Regions from separate parts of the Homo sapiens genome. Here region 2 is linked to region 1. A link is an interaction called in ENCODE POLR2A ChIA-PET data of the cell type or tissue named here. Cell type or tissue: CD4-positive, alpha-beta T cell. All regions are shown on one strand. Each heading gives the region's core, and the rest is flanking DNA. Links, peaks and the distances in the headings are about the cores only.

Evidence for each region. Peaks named below come from ENCODE experiments on the same cell type or tissue, not always from the same donor. Only the 100,000 strongest peaks of a DNase experiment are listed, where the experiment ranks them.
Region 2: POLR2A ChIA-PET joins it to region 1 with 5 read pairs; 5 of 35 experiments call an interaction of 5 or more read pairs at or near these places.

What each region holds. Positions count from the first base shown.
Region 1 is chr2:181,316,211-181,321,600 of GRCh38, reverse strand. All of the region lies in intron 3 of LINC01934 (long intergenic non-protein coding RNA 1934), which reads right to left. Among named protein-coding and RNA genes, the nearest start is that of MIR4437, 13 kb to the right of the region's middle. In CD4-positive, alpha-beta T cell, for the core only: no CTCF peak of the experiment used is centred there; no DNase peak of the experiment used is centred there.
Region 2 is chr2:181,370,616-181,376,005 of GRCh38, reverse strand. All of the region lies in intron 4 of LINC01934 (long intergenic non-protein coding RNA 1934), which reads right to left. Among named protein-coding and RNA genes, the nearest start is that of MIR4437, 68 kb to the right of the region's middle. In CD4-positive, alpha-beta T cell, for the core only: no CTCF peak of the experiment used is centred there; no DNase peak of the experiment used is centred there; H3K27ac peaks cover 524 bases.

The DNA.
Region 1 (5,390 bases), core at 170-5,169:
CTGTGAAAGATAGTAATTGTTTGTAATCAATGCTAATAGTTTCTCAAAACAGAGAAAAAGTAGATAATTCAATTTGCAGTCCTTAACATGGTTAATAGTCTTTATATAGCTTCATGATGTCTGTTTCTTAAATTTTAAATAGCTTCTCTGGTGGTGAGAGCTTCCCCTATGCATGGATAGTGAGTAGATGTTGTTTCCAGTACAATAGCTTGAATACATGGAACAAGTCATTTTTACTGGATACTGTTGCCTTAGCACCATCTGTGCATAACCAATATATCACTTGCATGTCATTATTTATCTAGAAATTATCAATAATTTTAAAATCTCTTTTGCAGTTGTAAGAGTTAACAAAGATCGGCCAAACAACATGTCTTCTTGGAACCTATTATTCAGCTCATATCTGACAAACATGATAAGATCAGCTGAATTGCTAATGTCAATGAATTCATCTTCCAGTCTCCAGTGAATATTATGGACTTCATTGTACTCAGGATAATAAACACTGCTCTACATTTAGGTTGTATCGTCACTGTCTGATGAACTGTTGTATTTGATGGAGTTGCCCCATCAGATATTGTTTCCCGTTGCCTTGTCCCACTGACCATCACTTGCAACTGTTTTTACAGCTGATTTGGTGTCTCACCAGTTGAGTATCACCAACCTGGGCAATAGAAACCAACATTACAAACAGTGCTTCTGCAACATTGACATTTCATCTCCCCCCACTCTGTGCTGATGTTTCTGTGGTACCTGAATATCCACCTGCTTTGCTTTTAAAAATTCAATGCTTCCTGTGGTAGTCTTTGTACATTTCAAAACTGATGTTTGAGACAAAATGCTTTCTAACTAGAACTTTGAGTGTCACCAAAACACACTATATCTAATGAAGACGTTTACACTCATTGACAGTTTACTAAAATCCAAATTTCAAATAATTTTCAATATATTTGTATATTTTTATTTTCTTTGCAGCTGGTGCTTTTGTAACAGTAACAGATGGTTTCAGGTGATTCATCAATTTGGTCTTCCTACTGTTCTGAAAGCACATGACTGATTTCATTGCAATAACCATAGCACCTATATTTCCATCAATGTCTTCAGCATTATGCCTTAAAGGACTTATTTATAAAGCACGGGTCCATGATAGGTTCAAGAGAAAAGGAAATCAAAGAGTGTATAGTCCCAGCTGCAATTTATAATTGATACTTCACATATGAAGTGATATGTAGTACATCACTGAAAAGAACTGCATAATGACATGGAAATTCGGTATATGAAAATTCGTATTAGCAACCAAACAATCTACATTATACTTACATCCTAATCATTTAACTTGTAAAGGTTTTAATAGGTATGCCTGAGCACCACCATGACATTTATTTGGCTTACGTAGGGCATATTGCCCACTGGGGTAGCTACTTTAGCCTCATCCCATACAAAAATATTTTGAAATCATGAGTTTGATTAAAAGTTTAACTTTTAAAATCACAAATATAAATAAATAATCTGCATAACTTCTCTAAGCTTTAGTTATTTTACCATGAAAGGAATAAAAATAGTACTTTTATCACAGAGTTATTGTAAAGATTAGATGAAACTATTCATGCATAGTACCTGGAAGATCACAAATTCTTGATAAATTATGATAACATAAACACTAGATTTTTTATAGACTTTTTTTGTTAACTAAGAGTATTAGGATTCATCCCTGAATATTAGCTCTCAACCCCAGTAACTAGGTAACTAAGCAGCAAGCAATTCAGAGAACAAAAACAAACTAGTCTGACTGTGCAAAAACATCTTCCAGCCAGAGGAGTTAATGGCTAGAGCTGAACTTTTTATTGTCAAGGATTTTGCACAGTTTTATTTGCATAGTTACATACTTTTCCATAGTCAAGCAATCATTAATATTAATAGCTCATACTTAATGAACACTGGCTATTCTAGCTGCTTCATATCTATTACCCAAATGAATTTCTGCAACAGCTCCAACATTGAGTGTGTATTATTACTTTTCCTATTTTAAAAACAAGATATCTGTAGGGTAGAGAAGTCATGCTACTTGCTCATAACCACATAGCTAGTAAGGGAGAGAATCATGATTCAAACACAGCTCATTTATAATCCCAGGAGATGAGTTTGTAACTATTTTGTGGCCACTTAACAGAAAACAATGCTCAGAATTCAGCTGCATATTCCCTAGGATTTATTAGTCTCCAAAATATTTCCAAAATATTGGAGTTTCTAAAAAAAGTTATATTCTATAATTAAGAGATAATTTTATAGTTTTTGTTTTAAATTTAATACATGCATGGATTTCTCTTTGTTGAAAGTTTTACTCACTTTTAAGCACATGCATACAGATATATTAATGATAAATGACAGAGAGGCTTGAGTAATTCCCAGCAATCATTAGGATTATTTTGCTAAGCATTTTGTACCCCTGGGAGAGGTACCTTATGCAAACAATTACCAAGTTTCTGACTTCAAACCTTTGCAAGAGGCTAACTTGATCAAAAAATTATATTTTTAGCTTATGTGATGATAGCTTACCAAATCGGTCAAGTCCTGCCTGCCTTGTTTTGCAAATTCCACTTCTTTTCAACTGAGTCCTGCATGCCCCCTTTCACAAATTCAAATTCTTTTCAGCTGAGATATCATCTACACAAAAGAATGGAGCTTTTTTTTTTTACAAGTGTCTATAATTTACATTCATACCTTTTTTTATGAAGGAATATTTCAAGGTAATAAGGTCTTGCATGCAATCTACTGGCAAATGTTTTAGTCTGCTCCTATATCCATTTGTTCAATAACAATGGAGCCAGTTCACAAAGCATTTGATTCTAAACTACTGCCTATAAGCTCAGAACTAGGCTGATGCTATCACAACAGGCTTTACAGGATGAAGTGACTGTACCGCAGCTCACAGGCTTTAACTCAAGGTATGCTTGCGGAATGCTAGGTCATACTCAATACAATCATCCAACCTCTATCACATGGGTAAATATAGTACTACAATTTGTTTGAAAGTAACAGTAGTGGTATCTGCTTCAAAATGTTAAATAGCTGCCATGCTACCATTGCCAATGGAAAGAATACTTGGTAGGCCAAGCTTACATTATAGCTTGAAAATTTTCCCCAAATGTGAACATAATTTTTTGTTTTAAAATTATTTTATATTTTAAATTTATTCAGTAACCTAATTTTAGAATTATTTGGGAGTAAACAGAGACAGAAAAAGGACAAAATTCAGAGTGATTGAATTACAGCTTCACTTTATCATTAATGAATTTCACTGTAACAGAGCTATATTGTACTTTGAAATATTTTGTTATAAATTTCTATTTTCTTTCACTAAAAAAATGCATATGAGCCAGGCATGGTGGGTCATGTCTGTAATCTCATAACTTTGGGACGCTAGAGCAGGAGGATCTCTTGAGTTTGAGAGGTCAAGGCTAGGCTGCAGTGAGCTGTGATTGCACCCCTGCACTCCAGCCTCATTAACAGAGTAAGACCCTGTCTCAAAAAAAAAAAAATGCATGTTAGTTATTTTACTGGACATTGAAGAAATGTAGTGAACAAGGCAGATTGGTGCCTGTCCTTAAGGAACTTATATTCTAACTTGCCAATACAGCCAACTGATAAGAGAATTTTAGTATTTTGGAAAAAAATAAAATCATAAAGGAGGTAAGTTTTTAACAGCTTAAATGTTAATAAAACTTTGAGAGCTGTATGGTTTAGGTTCTGGTATTTTACAAACAGAAACCAATTATGTAGCTGATACCAAAGACTCCAGAAAAAATCCCAGATTCTATGAGTAATTTTTTCCTTTTTGAAGTTGGGTAATTTTATAAGCCACAATTTTATTTCATTTCATTTACTTATTTTCTGAATCACCCATATTTTATGACTACCATCCAATCAGCAATGAGAGTTGAAATACGAAGCAGAACATTGTGACAGAAAAGAGAGTAAATTATGAAAAAATGATGGAAAAACTGAGAGGCTGAACGTCGGCTCCATGGAATACAATGACATATAATAAGAATCAACTTTTAGTGGCATTTTATAAAACTAGAGCTTATCCAGAAGAGCACAAAAATTTTATTAGTATGTTTATCACAGTCCATTTTTATAGCACTGGGAATATTAGGGGCCAGAAAGATCTATTTTTGTGACTTGTAAAGGCATATTCTTTAAGCCAGTACTGTTGGTTACATTTAATTTATCATAGTCATAATATAAACAGATTTGCAACTTTTATTTGCTCTATTCGAAGTGCTTTAAATGCTTCTTCCTGGCCAAAATTGGAGGACAAACCGGAATACGGATAAGGCTCTTTGTTCCAACAATGATTAAACAAATTTAACCAAGCAAAGACTAAATTTTTAAAAAATATTCCTTTAGTTAAAAAGTCCAATCTTCCAACATATTAGGCATCATTCAACAAAATAAATGTCCCTGCCTAGTTAAGAAATGCAAAACTTAGCATCTAAAATACTATTAAAAGAAATACCATACCTTCTGAAAAATTAAGTTTCTTGCACAACCCAAACAGGCTCAGATAGTTAGAGCAGTTGTTCTCTTCAATGGCTTCATATTAGAATGCAAAGTTTAAAAAAATTAGAAAGAAAGAAAAATAGTTATGCTGGGGCCTCAGACCAGAACAGTAATTTAGAACCTCTGGTAGTGGGGCCCAGGTATTATTTGAATGTTTCTCAGGTGACTCTAATGTACATGAAGGACTGAGAATCTTCATGCTAGAGAAATAATGCTGGAGGAGAAGCAAGTGAAGTACAATGAAACCTGAAAGCATTCAATTATTGTTGTCTAATAGAAATATAATTTGAGTAATTTTAAATTTTCTAGGAGCCACATTAAATAAGTAAAAAGAAAAAGCTGATTTTTTTTTTTTTTTTTGAGACAAAGTTCTGCTCTTGTTGCCCAGGCTGGGGTGCTATGGCGTGATCTCCACTCACTACAACCTCCACCCCTTGGGTTCAAGCGATTCTCCAGCCTCAGCCTTCTGAGTAGCTGGGATTATAGGTGCCCGCCACCACTCCTGGTTAATTTTTTTATTTTTGGTACAGACGGGGGGGGTCTCACCATGTTGGCCAGGCTGGTCTCGAACTTCTGATCTCGGGTGATCCACCTGCCTTGGCCTCCCAAAGTATTGGGATTACAGGCATGAGCCACTATTCCTGGCCAACATATTATAATAATATATTTCTTTAACCCAATAAAATCAAAATATGTCAACATGAATCATTATAAAAGTGTTAGTAAAATATTTTACATTCTGCTTTCAACACTCAAGTCTTCAAAACCTGGGAAGAATTTTACCATTACAGCATATCTCAGTTTGGAAGAGCCATATATTAAATGTT
Region 2 (5,390 bases), core at 156-5,155, 54 kb before region 1:
AGGAGGCAGAAAAAGAAAACTCAAACAGGCACTGTTTGCTGACCAAAAAAACTCAGCAAAATACATTTCAAAAATCCAAAAGTTAGTTAAGCAATGCGTTAAGGTAGAAAAGAAAACTGGATTGAGGGTCAAGAGACCTGGAGTTGGCTCCCTCCTTTGCCACCACTATACTGTGTCACCTTAAGCATGTTCTTCGCTCCCTTCATTCTCTGCTTTAAAATAGGATGTAGTCTATAAGCCCTAAGGTTCCTTTTCTCTTACCTACATTCTCGTACTATATAGAATAATTTAAGTACTATTTGTTTTCTATACAGGACTAGACACTTCTTGCCAAAGGATGCTTGCATTTATATACTAACCTTGGAGTAAAGTTTAAAAGTTGAGGCTAGACCAAAGAAGCAAGACATACATCAAGTGCCCGTTTGCTAAAAGAAAAACCTTCCAATTTCTCTTCTCATCCCCCCTGGCCACAGAAGCAGAGTCAGTTAATGAATCAGAAAAAAGCTGGTTACCAGATGTCCTGGCTTATTAACACGCACATTGCATTCTGTAATGGCATTCACTAAGCAAGCTGTGTGGAACCGAGAGATGGCAAAGGAAAAGTTCTCCTCTCAGATGAGCTTCAAAATATGTGTGTGCTTTGGTAAATTTCACGAGTGGTTGCTGCAGAGGTTCGTTTAAGCCTCTGTCAGGCATTGCATCTAGAGGGAGCTTGCCTGGGTTACAGAGTCCCTCTCCAAGGCCATGGGATGTCACACCCTCTCACCCCTTTCTCATTTCTCTATTCTGTGCAGAACTGCCGACATGAACTCTTATATGTGGAAGAGAAAGACAACAATAATAAATTTAGGAGCAATGCAAAGGAAAAGCCAATTCTGTTTGATTGGTTTTCACCACGACTAATTTTAAAGCCACCCATTGTTCAGCTCTGCAGTCTAATTTTATGTTAATATCCTGAAAGTTGTCAAATCTTGGCAAAACCCATGCATAAATTACACAGAAAGTAGCTCACAGGAGGGGGAAAAGAAATGACTGTCATGGTTAGGCAAACCCATTAATAGTCTGACAAGCAATAACCCAGGAGCTCTGGTCAACTGCTGCAGACATCTGTGAAACTTTCACAATTAATATCATCTTCCCCCTTTTTTTCCTTTTTGTGGGAAGAGGTATCAGCTGTGAAATAGCATGCAACTGACTGTTCATTATCAGCTTTGCCGGTAAAGGTTGGGTTTATCGTCTCCCTTGGTTGACCACTGCCCTGCTTTTCACAAACAGCCACTGTTTTTGAAGGAATGCCATGTTTTTAGTGTACAGGGATTGATAGTCTTTAGAAAATGGGTACCAATTTTGTGTGGCTACTTACACGATATATATATATATACATATATATATATATATATGTTTTTTTTTTTTTTTCGAGACAGAGTCTCACTCAGTCACCCAGGCTGGAGTGCAGTGCTGTGATCATGGCTCACTGCAACCTCCGCCTCCCAGGCTCCAGCCATTCTCCTGTCTCAACCTCCCGAATAGCTGAGATTACAGGCACCTGCCATCACACCCAGCTAATTTTTGTATTTTTAGAAGAGACAGGGTTTCACCATGTTGGCCAGGCTGGTCTTGAACTCCTGACCTCAGGTGATCTGCCCACCTTGGCCTCCCAAAGTGCTGGGATTATAGGCATGAGCCACCATGCCCAGCAAAATAATATGTTTTGGTCTCTGTTTCATTTCTGATATTCCTTTCTCTGAGGCTGGGAAGAAACAAAAATGGAGAAACCTAAAACATCTCTTCAAACCTGCAGCCTAGGCTCCAGGCTTGCTGGTAGGTCATCTCATTATGCCTTTTCCTACCTTTTTCTGTGTCAGTTCAGTACACTTTATTTTTTCTGTGGGCAAGGTTCAGGGCAAAATATATGTACCAATCTGAGTAGTCAGTGTCTATGCCCTACTGGTGGTTAAAATATTTTGAGTATCACTCTTGTTTATATGTATTATATATTTACAGTGTACACACATACATAATCTATTGCTTATTTTCCCAGGGAATATTTCTGGTAGAATTATCTGAGTTTCCAGATAAGCTTAGAAAGGCAACTCCATCTTTTCCTACAGCTGTTACAGCTGATGCGTTCAGCATAGTGCCAGACACTCAGTGGATACTCAAAAAAATATTTGTTCAATGAATGAATGGGTAGATAAATAAATGAATGTCAGTAGGGCATACTCCTATTTTTGGCCTTGCTATTGTAGCTCCATTTATTGGTTTTACGCAGAACTTCTTTGCCACTAAAAATCATGGCCTGTGTGTAGGGCTTTCTCAGAGAGTGCTGCAGAAGACTTGCTTTTTTTAAGCCATAAGCAATCGGAAATGCCTGCCTTACAGAATCATTTAGTAAACATTTTTCTGAGCTCCTGCCTTTTGCCAGGCCTGGTGCTTGGAGGAGAAGACAAGAAGATGAGTGAAGTATGGTTTTTGTTATCACAGAGCTCATGGAATGTTTAGAGAGGTTTCTGTGTGGGAAGGTGAGTCCAAAAAAACAAGACACGTGCTATAATACGGGTGTCAACAGACTTCAGGGAGCAGCACACTCTGTACAGTATTGCAGGGAAAGATGTCACGGTAAAGAGACATTGGGCTGCGTCTTGATTAAAAAAACAAAAACAAAACAAAGCCTGGCAGAGAGAGTGAATTAAAGCTTTCAAAGCTCAGGATCTGCATGTGTAGAGAAATAGAGTAATAAAAGGTATAAAATTTTAGGGAATAGTGAGATGGTCAGTGGCTGGAAGCAGAGGGCCTGGGAGGGTGTGGCAGGAGATGAGGCTGGAGAGGTGAGCTAGGGTATGATAAGAAGTGGCTTTGGTGCCTAGGTGACTGTGGAATTTATCCTCCAGGAAACTAGGGACAAGTTGAAGCCTTTAAGGAGAGAAATAACTGTTGGTATTGCCTAGGATGGCCATTTGTAGGGTAGGGGCAGGAGTGGGGAGGGAAGGGGTGCTCAATCATTATAGGAAGGCCAGTGGGAATGTTATTTCAATAGCCTCATAAAGAGGCGACGAGAAAGGACAAGAAGCAACAGTCTAAAGATAGATATCTCGGAAGCAGGACTGTCAAGATTTGGTGACTGATTGCATGTGGGGGTAAAACAGATATGATACAGGATGACTTCTAGCTTTGTGTAAGTGGTGAAGCCTTTAATCAAGACAAAAACACAGAGAGGCAGCTGGCTAGGGTAGGAGTAGGAGTGAAGAGACTGCAAGGACATAGGAGGCAGCAACATAGACATTTTCTAGAAATCAGTCTTTGGAGAAAAAGCAGTAGCTCTTCACCAGATCACTCCCAACAATCATCAATAATGCCAATAAATCAAACCAGAGCAAAACAAACCAACTCTAACAGATGCTTATCAAGGGGAAATGCAGTTGGAAAGACTTCTTTGTGAGGAATAATCATGAGGAAAAACAATGAAAATGTACAGATGATAAATTTGTCATATGAACTCAAATAAAAAGACCTCATTAACAGGAAGCTCTTTAAAGCCTCAAGGTTCTGAAGTTTCTCAAATGCCTGCTGAATGATATGCTCAAGCTGACCTATTTCTTCTTCCTTCACTAAATATTATAGTAGCATATACCAAATGAAAATTATATTCATAATATTCAAAAACCCTCAAACAATCATAGTCTTCAATTTGGCAACACATATGGATTACTTTCCAGCCCTGTCAGGACAGAACAGATTCTGGACAAATCAAGAAAGAAGGAAGTGCTGGTACAATCACACAGACGAATGCCAGTTGTCTGAAAAAACAAGTTTGCTGTCATCTTGGGACATATCATTTTTAGAAACAATGACCCATTTGGCAGCCTCACACACATTCCCAGCTCTGAAAGCTTTCCAGCATTCCAGGCCTTACTTTATTTAGGTTTGGGATTTTTTGGGAATAAATCTTTGGTGAAGCAAGTGCAGAATCTTAATTCCATTCAGTATTACTCATTCCATTCACACCATTTTTTTTTTTTTTCTCATTGTGTCTTCTGTTAGCGACCCTTGTCTCCCTGCCTCAAAGACCTTGTCTGGACACCTCATATCAAATGGCAGCAGTGTGGAATGTCTAATTATTTCACTGTTGAACTTGAACAGCTGTCTGAGATGGTCTATTTAACCATGCTGGTCCTCTGGTTTTTGAAAACAGCCTTTGTTATATGAAGGATGTGGTTTTCCTCATTAGAAAATGTTTGCTTTTGGCCCAGTCAACATCTGAAAGGCCCTGAGTTAGATTTATTCAAAATTTCATGTTCTACTTTTTCAGTTTCAATTAAATTTTTATTGACTAGATGAGGTTTCTAAAGGGTAGAGAATTAGGTGTCTCAGGACCCAGAAAATTTTCCGCCTATTTCCAAGCATCTGACAGTATCAGTCTTCATCGAATTTTGAGACTTCAAATAGTTTTCCTAGCATAGAATGGGCTTTTCTAAAATATGTGAATTCTCTGAGCCAAAACATAAGTTCCTAGAGAATTTCTAGCCTGCACACCTAGGTTGAGAAAGATTCTGGGAAGCAAAACATTTTCCCTTTGAAAAGGGAGTTCAGACTAAGTTTCAGGGAGGAAGTGGGGTCATAAAAGAGTGGTAGGCAAGTGTAAGAACAGCCCTTTGTCAGGGAACTGGAGGGAGGGTGGTGGAGCCCTGGGAAGCAAAGGGACCCTGTTTTTAGTGAAGGCCTTTGACTTCTGAACTCATGATCTCTTCATTCTTTATGGGGTTTGCTTCGCTGTCAATTGCCCTTTGTTCATATGTGCCTGTTAACCTGACTTCCATTGTAGGGTGATGGTCTTTTTCCCTCCCCATCTTTGGATCTTCATATACAAACAGTTTTAATGATTCCATCATGTCCTTTGTGGAAACAGCCTAATAGGCTGTTATATTTTTTCATTTCACTCATATTCACAGCTTCTGTTCTCATTAGGTTAATATGAAATGAACGTAGTAATTTCCAACATGATTATAACAAGAACTAAGAATATGTATATTGTTCTTCATCTTATAAATCATTTTCACAATGTATCTCATTTATTAATCTATAGTCCTTGAGTAATTGTTAATTTGAGATCATTAGGCCTAACGAATTTTTTAAATGCATCAATTCTTCCTCAAAAGGTAGTTTGCAGATATTTACATAGGCTAAACAAAAATAGTAAAATGTTAAAAGTTTTTCTCAATAATTAAATAAGATAAGCTTTTATGACTTCTTCCTAATCTCAAATATCCTTTAGGAGCAAGTTAGAATCGAATTTTCTGCTTTCAGATTATATGTTCGACTCAAAATGAAGCAACAATTTGCTTATGTTTATTCAGTTAAGAAGAATTAAGTTCAATTTCTAGTACTCATAA